2 separate regions of the Homo sapiens genome follow, and region 2 is linked to region 1. A link is an interaction called in ENCODE POLR2A ChIA-PET data of the cell type or tissue named here. Cell type or tissue: Panc1. All regions are shown on one strand. Each heading gives the region's core, and the rest is flanking DNA. Links, peaks and the distances in the headings are about the cores only.

Region 1 (5,378 bases), core at 189-5,188:
CTTCGCCTCCTGGGTTCAAGCAATTCTCCTGCCTCAGCCTCCCGAGTAGCTGAGATTACAGGCTCCCGCCACCACGCCCAGCTGATTTTTGTATTTTTGGTGGAGACGGGATTTTGCCATGTTGGCCAGGCTGGTCTTGAACTTCCGACCTCAGGTGATCAGCTCGCCTTGGCCTCCCAAAGTGCTGGGATTATAGGTGTGAGCCACTGTGCCTGGCCTTTTTTTTTTTTTTTTTGAGACAGAATCTCGCTCTGTTGCCCAGGCTGGAGTTCAGTGGCGCGATCTTGGCTCACCACAATCTCCGCCTCCCGGGTTCAAGCGATTCTTTTGCCTCAGCCTCCCGAGTAGCTGGGACTACAGGCACGCGCCACCACACCAAGCTAATTTTTTTTTTTTTTGAGACAGAGTCTCGCTCTGTTGCCCAGGCTGGAGTGCAGTGGCACGATCTCCGCTCACTGCAAGCTCCGCCTCCCGGGTTCACGCCATTCTCCTGCCTCAGCCTCCCAAGTAGCTGGGACTATAGGCGCCCATCACCACGCCCGGCTAATTTTTTTGTATTTTTAGTAGAGACGGGGTTTCACCGTGTTAGCCAGGATGGTCTCGATATCCTGACCTCGTGATCTGCCCGCCTCGGCCTCACAAAGTGCTAGGATTACAGGCGTAAGCCACCGCGCATGGCTAATTTTTGTATTTTAAGTAGAGACGGGGTTTCGCTATGTATTTTAAGTAGAGACGGGGTTTCGCTATGTTGGCCAGCTGGTCTCCAACTCCTGACCTCGTGATCTGCCCGCCTGGGCCTCCCAAAGTGCTGGGATTACAGGCGTGAGCCACTGCGCCTGGCCCCTCCCACTTAAAATCTTTCATTGGATTTCCACCGCTCTTGGAAAAACACCAAAGTCCTCACTGTGACCTGAGAACCCCCTTGGGACCCTAATCTTCCTATGCCTCCCTCTCCTGTGCTCACTGACTGCCTCTCACATTTGTCTTTCTTCAATTCCTTCCAAACTACTATCTTCTTCCTTTTGAAGAACCTTTACAAAGGTTATTTCTTTTGCTTGAAATAGTCTTCCCTTCTCATGCCTCCCTCAACTTATTTAACTCCTACTCAAATGTCACATTTTTAGGGAAGTAAGCCTCTTCAGACTTATTTGCATTCCCCATCATGCAAATTTATATGATTACACTTTTTCACAGAACTTTTACAGTCGTAATTTTCTGTGCATTTGTAAGCATATTTGATTCAAGTATGGCCACAAGGCTCATGACAGGATGGACAACGTCTATTTTGCTCACAATTGTCTCTTATGGCTTATGAGGGGATTTAATAAATATTGGTTGAATAAAATGAATAAATGAATGAATGAAATATAATTTGTAAGGTAAGGATAAAAGGCTTGTTCTTAGAGCCTGGAATTCTCTTCATTGTTTAAGTCTGATGACATAACATGAATTGGGAAATGTATTAAGAATTTCCGGAATTTTTTTTTTTTGAGACGGTGTTTCACTCTTGTTGCCCAGGCTGGAGTGCAGTGGCGCGATCTCAGCTCATGGCAACCTCCGCCTCCCGGGTTCAAGCAATTCTCCTGCCTCAGCCTCCCAAGTAGCTGGGATTACAGGTGCCCGACAACACGCCCAGCTATTTTTTTGTATTTTTAGTAGAGATGAAGTTTCACTATGTTGGCCAGGCTGGTCTCAAACTCCTGACCTCAGGCGATCTACAGTCTCGGCCTCCCAAAATGCTAGGATTACAGGCGTGAGCAACCGCGCCCGGCCGATTTCTGGAATTTGATTGTTGAGCCTGAAATGTATGTTTATAAGGCTCCATTTCTCTTTCTTTCTTTCTTCCTTTTTTCCTTTCTTTCTCTCGTTCTCTCCTTCTTTCTTTCTTTCTTTCTTTCTGTCTTTCTTTTTTGACATGGTGTCTTGCTCTGTCGCCCAGGCTGGAGGGCAGTGGCACAATCTCGGCTCACTGCAACCTCTGCCTCTCGGGTTCAAGCCATCCTCCTGCCTCAGCCTCCCAAGTAGCTGGGATTACAGGCATGCACCACTACTCCCAGCTAATTTTTGTATTTTTAGTAGAGACGGGGCTTCACCATATTGCCCAGGCTGGTCTCGAACTCCTGACCTCAAGTAATCTGCCCACCTTGGCCTCCCATAGTGCTGAGATTGCAAGTGTGAGCCAACGTGCCTGGCCATCAGGCTCCATTTCTATTTGTAACTGCCAACTAGAAACAATATGAAAGAGCAGTGGCTCTATAAAAATGTTAGCCAAACCCGTACTTGTGTATATGATATCCCGGAGTGCAAACTCAAGCGTGGCAAAAGAGAGGGAGAGGCTTACATGAGGACAGATAGCATGGTATGGTGGTTACGAGCTCAGTCTTTGGAACCCAACTCTCTGGTTTTGAAACTCTGCCCCATTGTTTATGAGCTATTATTCTTAGGCAGTTTCCTGTTTTCTCTGTGCCTCAGTTTTCCCGACTACAATATGGAGCTAAACGGTGCCTCATAGGCTTATGAGAATTCAACCATTTCACATTAGTAAAATGCTTTGAAGATTTCCTGCAAGAGGACAAGCGCTACATAAGTGTTAAATAAATAATACACACTTCATGGGAGTTGCTGTTCCCGGAGAGGTAAAAATATATTAGTAGTCACAATAGTCAAGTACTGCATATATAAATGCCACTTCAGAGGGTATAGGTCAGGTCTACTCCCTTCTCACCATCCTCAATCCATTGTCTTGGGTTAAGGAATTGTGTCACCAAGACTTTCTTGTTACATACAGATGTTTTCCGGGAGCTATAAACAGGGAGCTATTACCACAGCTTTAGCAAGGTCTAAGTGTAAGGTCTAGGATGATTCATTTCAATATACAGAAGTCAGAAAGAAGTAGTTCATTTAGGGCCAGGCCCGGTGGCTCACGCCTGTAATCCCAGTAATTTGGGAGGCCAAGGCAGGCGGTTCACAAGGTCAGGAGTTCGAGACCAGCCTGGCCAACATGGTGAAACACCATCTCTACTAAAAATACAAAAAAATTAGCCAGGTGTAGTGGCACATGCCTGTGATCCCAGCTACTTGGGAGGCTGAGGCAGGAGAATCGCTTGAACCCAGGAAGCGGAGGTTGTGGTGAGCGGAGATTGTGCCATTGCACTCCAGCCTGGGCGACAAAGCACGACTCTGTCTCAAAAAAAAAATTATAATAATACATAAGAAGTAGTTCATTTAATCTAACAAATATTTACTGAGAATTTCTGAGATTGGCTAGCTGCTTCCCATTTGCCATGTTCTTGCCCTCCTGGGCACACTGCTGGCTTGCATAGCCCATGTGCCTTGAATCTAGGAAGGGACCATAGAGAGCTCTCTCTCCAGTGCGTTGTGAGCAGGGCGATGGGAGGCACTTGTGGGCCATGGCAGTTGACAGGTGTGCTTTCTACATCCACTCTCTTTTGTCCCTTATCTGAGGCTGTGCTGGAGGGCTCTGACTTCCTGGGTATTGCAAAGACTTCGGAAAGAAGGTCTCTTAAGTGACTGCACAGAGCAGAGCTTCCACCTCCCCTAATTCCAATCTGAGGTTTCTCTGTTATCTGAGTTTAAATTGGAGCCTAGGAGTCATTTTAATGGGGCTTCATCACCAAGCAGCTCGATGAGTGGTATTACTACGTATTTAAAACTAGCTTTGGGCTGGACATGGTGGCTTATGCCTGTAATCCCACCACTTTGGGAGGCTAAGGCAGGTAGATTGCTTGAGCACTCATGGCAAAACCTCATCTGTACAAAAAATAAAAAAAAATTAGCTGGCGTAGTGATGTATGCCTGTTGTCCTAGCTGCTTGAGAGGCTAGGTGGAAGAATCACCTGAGCCCGAGAGGCCGAGGCTGCAGTGAGCTATGATTGTGCCACTGCACTCCAGCCTGGACAACAGAGTGAGACCCTGTCTCAAAAGAAACAAAAGACTGGGCATGGTGGCTCACGCCTGTAATCCCAGCACTTTGGGAGGCCAAGGCAGGAGGATCACTTGAGGTCAGGAGTTCGAGACCAGCCTAGCCAACATGGTGAACCCTGTCTCTACTAAAAGTACAAAAATTAGCCGGGCACGGTGATGGGCACCTGTAATCGCAGCTGCTGTGGAGGCTGAGGCAGGAGAATCACTTTAACCCAGGAGGACTGAACCTAGACAGAGCTGGGATTACAGGCACGTGCCACCAAACCCAGCTAATTTTTGTATTTTTAGTAAAGACGGGGTTCACCATGTTGGCTAGGCTGGTCTCAAACTCCTGACCTCAAGTGATCCTCCTGCCTTGGCCTCCCAAAGTGCTGGGATTACAGGCGTGAGCCACCATGCCTGGCTGACTCACTATATTTCAAGGGTCCTTTTCTCAAAGACATACCAAAAAAAAAAAAACCACACAATTACTACCACACCACTTCTTCCACACCCCTAGGATTCCAGGAGAAAGGAACAAAGCTGGCATGGTTTCTGTCTGCTCCATTCACTTGAGAAGGAAGGTCTCTGCACTTTGGGGGAATTACGGTAGTTTCCCCTCACGAAAGGGGAAGAACTTTTGGTCTATGACTTTTTAACTTCATGACAGTTTTCTCTTTCCCTGTGGAAAGAGAATTAAATCCTATCTCTTCCACTCCAACCCCTCAAATAGTAAATTGAGGCTATCAAGACAATTCCAATTCTAGGTTTCGGTTTCTTTTTGCTATAAGGGCTTAAATTGGAGCCCTCGAGTATACTTTCTTTGCTGAGAAGTATTATGAATGATTTCATATCTAACACTAGCTTTGTTATTGAGGCTATAGATAAATGACTCTCAGCAACAGCAACCTTTGGCACCTCTGTTCTGGAATATCACGTTTTAAGTAAAGTACAACCTAGAAAACAACTCAGCACCTTAAGAGCCTTCTAAAATGGCTTGATTTTATTGTATTACTAATTCTGGGCCAAAGAGTTTATTGCATCAGATGATACAAATTAGAATGAGAGTGCAGAAGAGAATACTGTGTAAGAATAATCATCCATTACAGGGCTGATATTTGATAGAAAGTGTTAATTCATTTACATTGTTAAGTATCCACTGAAAATGCAGATATTATCATGGTAGTATGATCTCTGAATCAAGGGCTCAGATTTTTGTTAGAATCTCATGATTAAACATGTCTTAATTGATAAATTGAAATAATAAAGCTTGTTTCACTTAAGGTAATATGTTTTCTGGTCTCAAATCCTTGTTGTCTCCTTTTGTCCTTTAAGCATTAATAGGTATAATCTGGCCGGGCGTGGTGGCTCATGCCTGTAATCCCAGCACTCTGGGAGGCCAAGGCCGGTGGATCATGAGGTCAAGAAATTGAGACCATCCTGGCCAACATGGT
Region 2 (5,378 bases), core at 57-5,056, 630 kb before region 1:
ACAGGAAAATGAGAAGGGCCTGCTTCCAAAGCTTGCCTACAGCAGTCCCAGCACATTCCAAGACATTTAAGGAACACAAGTAAAATTTCATTTTAATGCAAACCATTTTAAGGCAACGTTTTGTTAATGACTCAGAATTCACTAACAAATGTACATGTCCTCTGAGAAGGCACATGGTAAACGCGCTTTGCTTATCTTCCTCCATGGATCTTACAGAACGAGTAGAGTAACAAGGCCTGTGCATGCAGCAGTCTGGTTAAAGAAAACCTGACCCTGCTGGGCATCTGTCCTTTTTTTCTATAGCAGGGACCATAAGTAATAGCAATGAGATGATAAATAAAACCAAGAAACTGCTTTCAGAGTGATCATGGGTGGAGAAGATGAGATAGATTATTGAAAAAAATACTAGAAGAAAACAAAATGGAGAGGAAGTCACATTTGTAGAGCCTGAGGGCAGGCTCTTAACATACATCATCTCATTTAATCCTCATTGCAGACCTGTGATGTACGTGAGCTGGCTGAGATTCAGTGAGACTCATAACTTCTCCAAGTTCACCCACCTAATAAATGGCAGAATGAGGAATCAATTTAAGTTTAGCTAATGCCAAAGCCCATGTTCTTTCCACAATAACACACTGCCTGAAGACACAATTCTGATTATGACTCATTTACTATATACCAAAAAACAAAACTTTTTAAAATTCCTCAAAGCAGGGTTCTTCCATCCCAATTCATAGACTAACTTCCATCAGAATATCTTAGGTATCTTGTTAAAATGCAGATTCCAGGTTTTCTTTCCATATAGTCTGTAGGTCTAAGTGAAGTCTAGGAATTTACATTTTAGACATTTCCCAGGAAGCTCTGACACACAGACCACAAACACAGATGCCTAAAAAGGATATAATCTAGATATCATTGAAAGGAGACTCCTTGTCACTCCTGGAGCAAACACCGCTCTTTCCCATCAACGTGCCACCGATAACACTAATCCCTTGGTCTGCATTCATATTTCACTGGCTAGTCCAAGGCTCTCTGACATACAGGAGAAGGGTCTGAAGTGAAAGGAGGTTGAGTCTTAGACCTGGCCATTAACTAGTGATGTTAAGTAAAGAAGTAACAACCTTTTTGAATCTCCATTTATTTTTCTAGAAAATAGAGACCATACTCCTGCTTCAACTGCCTCACATGGGGATTATGAGGAAAACAATAAGAAGATTTAATAAAAATGGACTCAGACTGTTACTGATTTAGTAAAAATGGACTCAGACTCTTACTGATTTTCCATACAGATGCTAGTAATTGGGTGAGTAGAGGATGTGAGAAATGATGAGCCCTGGAATTGAAGTCAGATGTGAATCAGAATTCTGACTCCCCCTCTCATTAGCTGTGTAACCATGAACACTTAAACTCACAGAACCACAGTTTCTTTTTCTGTAAAAAAAAGAATGACAGGCCGGGTGCGGTGGCTCACGCCTGTAATCCCAGCACTTTGGGAGGCTGAGGTGGGCGGATCACGAGCTCAGGAGTTCGAGACCAGCCCGGCCAATATGGTGAAACCCCGTCTCTACTAAAAATACAAAAAATAGCCAGGCATGGTGGCGGGCACCTGTAATCCCAACTACTTGGGAGGCTGAGGCAGGAGAAGGAGAATCATTTGAACCCGGGAGGTGGAGGTTGCAGTGAGCCAAAATTGCGCCATTGCACTCCTGCCTGGGTGATAGGGTGAGACTCAAAAAAAAAAAAAAAAAAGAAAAGAAAAAGAATAACAAAAATGCATGCTCAGTAGCAGGAATGGAACTAACCTAAACTACCATCCACAGGGGACTAGCTAAATAAGGATGCTCTCCGCCTATACAGTTAGAGAGGAGTACCTTCTACTCTATTCAGGTTTTTGTGCAAAGGAGTTTTTAAAGCACCCTGATGATCTTGCTTTTGCCCTTGACTCACTCCACCTGTGAGAAGGTGGTATCACTTATCTGACTGGTAGATCTTGTCCCAACTGTACTTTTCATTTTGGGAACTGCTGTAGGCTACACAACAAGATCTACATACACAGCTTCAGTAATAACAAGCCTGCTTGACTATTCACACAAAACTCTAACTTCTAGTCTTGCCTCTATCTGCAATAAAATTAAATTTGTGGCCTCCTTATGCCAACTATTTGTTTTCCTTCTCAAACTCTTCAGAACCCATGGGAAGGGGGCAGAGATAGAGGGACACTATTTATTGGTCTGTCAAAAATCCAACGTATATATTGAAAACTATGTAGCCATAAACAAACGAACAAACAAAAATATACAGGTGAAGCCATATGTACCTATTGTCACTTAAAGTACTTTAGGATATGCTGTTGAGGGAAAACTGTCAGGTCCAGAACAGGGTATTTAGTGTACTCTTATTTGTATAGAAATAAAGGATGCATACAATGAAATGCACATACATTTAATTAGAATATTACCAGGAAAATAAACAGGAATCTTTTACTCTGCTTGCTCTTGGGGATAGACTAAGAGATTGAAGTGAGATGAGGAGTTATTTTTCATTGTATATGCTCTAACACATTTTTAATTTTCAGTTACACTTATCTCATTTTTTAAACAAAAAATATACAAGGCTAGGCATGGTGGCTCACACCTATAATCCCAGCACTTTGGGAGGTCGAGGTAGGCAAATCACTTGAGGTCAGGAGTTCGATACCAGCCTAGCTGACATGGTGAAACCCTGTCTCTACTAAAAATATTTTTAAAAAATAGTTGGGTATGGTGGCTGTAATCCCAGCTACTCAGGAGGCTGAGGCAGGAGAATTGCTTGAACCTGGGAGGCAGTGGTGGCAGTGGGCAGAGATCGTGTCACTGCAGTCCAGCCTGGGTGACAGAGTGAGACTCCATCTCAAAAAAAAAAAAAAAAAAATACAAGAAGTGCACATCCCTCACATTGTTGTGTTGAGGAGTAAGCAATATTGCATAGTACAGTCAATAAATTTTGCTTTCCTTTCTTCATGCTTCTGCCTGAAAGTGAGCTTCCCCTTGACAATTAGTACTCCTTTGAGATTACTGGAGGTCACGCTCTTAGAGCATTATGCTCTGACTTCTCTTAGTCTTAATATATCCCTCGTCATAGGAGGCTTTCCCCCACCAGAAAGCAAGCTACAGGATAGCAAGGGACCAAGGAACTGTAGCCCTCCCAGCAGCTAGCTCAGTCTCTTCAGCATAGCAGAGAGCCAACACGTTTACAACACTAAATTGTGCACGAGGCTCTTAGTGCCCAGGCCAATCATCTACTCTGGTTGCTATAGAATTGAAGTTGGGACAAAGAAAGCCTTTGCATGACTCCACTAAGTAGAAAGCACAGCTTCAAAGAGAAGCTGAAACTTCCTGTCAGAACACAGACCCAGCATGTGCCATTATGTGCAAAATCACCACATGCCTGCTGCTCCTAACCACCATCCTCTCCCAACATGATATTTTAAATGGAAACATATGGCTAACACAAAACAAATCTGATTTTTTTCCTCTGTGTGTTTGGTGATTATTTATTTATCCGAGTTTAAGAAAGAATAAAATACAAATTACCAAAACAAGGGAAAATCAGTTTCAAGCTCCTTTGAAGTTTTTTACCCTGGGCATGGTTACAAAGTTATGCATTCATACTGCAGGCTGAAAAGTTTGGCTAAAGTCCGTCTTAGATGGTAGAGGGCTCTGGTTGAAAGACTGAGGACTAGAAAGTCAGACAGAATGAGTTCAAATCTTAACTACATCCTAGACATGTCTGTGGTATATCCTCTCTAAGCCTTGGTTTCCACTGCTCTGAAATTAGGATAACACCTACTTTGAAGGTACAAATAGAACAACATCTGTAAAACACCAGACAGATGCCCTGTATATGGTTATAATGATTAATACAGAAATTAATTTATAAACAATAATAGAATGGAGTATGCTTATAATCATATATTCAGTTATGTATTCAGTTATTCATTTTGTCTTTTCCACTGGCCTGTGGATCTCTTAGAGGGTACTAACTTTCCTTTGTTCATTTTTATGACTAGCACTGAGCACATTGTCTTGTTATACCATTCCCCAATGAACATTTTGAATGAATGAGAAAGAGAATTGGAAGTAACTTCAAACCTGCTAACCAGTGTTACTTTTAGCCATTCCCAACATGAACCTGTGTATCCATGCCTGAGATCTCTTTCCTCTTCTTTTTTTTTTTTTTTTTTTTTTTTTTGAGAAAGAGTTTCACTCTTGTTGCCCAGGCTGGAATGCAATGGTGCAATCTCGGCTCACTGCAACCTCCGCCTCTCGGGTTCAAGCAATCCTCTTGCATCAGCCTCCCAGGTAGCTGGGATTACAGGCATGCACCACCACGCCCACTTAATTTTGTATTTTTAGTAGAGACAGGGTTTCTCCATGTTGGTCAGGCTGGTCTCAAATTCCCGACCTCAGGTGATCCACCTGCCTCAGCCTCCCAAAATGCTGGGATTACAGGCATGAACCACTGTGCCCAGCCTCCTCTTTATTTTAACATAGCATACTCAATACCAGGAAGAGGAAGAAAATTGGGCTAATTCCATGGAAATAGGTACTAATTCCTTCAAGATTTCAAAAAAAAAAAAGAAGAAGAAGAGAAGCAGAAGCAGAAACAGAAGCAGAAGAAGGAGAAGAAGGAGAAAGAGAAGAAAAAGAAGGGGAACAAGGAGAAGAAGGAGAAGAAGAAGAAAAGCTAGAAGCATATTCCTTGAGTTGAGAAACCAAGTTATCTGAAAGTATTTCTTAGCAATATGTAATTTGAATCTCCCTACTTCAAACTCATGTATTCCTTTTGGGGGTCAATTTATGTTTTGAATAACTTGTTTTGGGACACAAAAAAGAACATTTGAAAAAATAGTTAAAGTATAAAATTTGATCTTGCTAAATGGGGTTTGCCATAGAAAATTGGTTATTTTAATTCCTCAAATATACACTAAACTTTCTGCTAGGTGTTATTAAACACAGAAAAATTCAACATGGTTAAGATATGACCCTATTTTACAAATATTATGACTGTCACCTGGTAAAAAGACCGCATCTTCCTGCTCTACTTTTATTTCTTGGGATTTGTGAAGGTCTTGCTAACATGTTTAAAACTGCTACTCCAACCCATCCTCCCTCACTAACCCACATTTCTAATAAAATTCTACATAATGCAAAAGACAATTTTTAAATTTTTTATCAATCAACAAGGATTTACTTTGCAATTATGTACTGTGAACCCAGTTTTGCTAAAATATAGACACACAGCTTATGTGCCTTGAATACCTACAAGACATCTAGGTACTAGCCTGTATATTTGTTTCTTTGTTTGTTTTTGTTTTCTGTTTTTTGTTTTGAGATGGA

The links. Peaks named below come from ENCODE experiments on the same cell type or tissue, not always from the same donor. Only the 100,000 strongest peaks of a DNase experiment are listed, where the experiment ranks them.
Region 2: POLR2A ChIA-PET joins it to region 1 with 15 read pairs; 1 of 35 experiments calls an interaction of 5 or more read pairs at or near these places.

Annotation. Positions count from the first base shown.
Region 1 is chr3:177,242,841-177,248,218 of GRCh38, reverse strand. All of the region lies in intron 2 of LOC107986053 (a long non-coding RNA gene), which reads right to left. Among named protein-coding and RNA genes, the nearest start is that of TBL1XR1, 48 kb to the right of the region's middle. In Panc1, for the core only: no CTCF peak of the experiment used is centred there; no DNase peak of the experiment used is centred there; H3K27ac peaks cover 1,678 bases.
Region 2 is chr3:177,873,965-177,879,342 of GRCh38, reverse strand. The region is part of intron 1 of LINC02015 (long intergenic non-protein coding RNA 2015); the gene reads right to left. Among named protein-coding and RNA genes, the nearest start is that of LINC02015, 60 kb to the right of the region's middle. In Panc1, for the core only: no CTCF peak of the experiment used is centred there; no DNase peak of the experiment used is centred there; H3K27ac peaks cover 1,105 bases.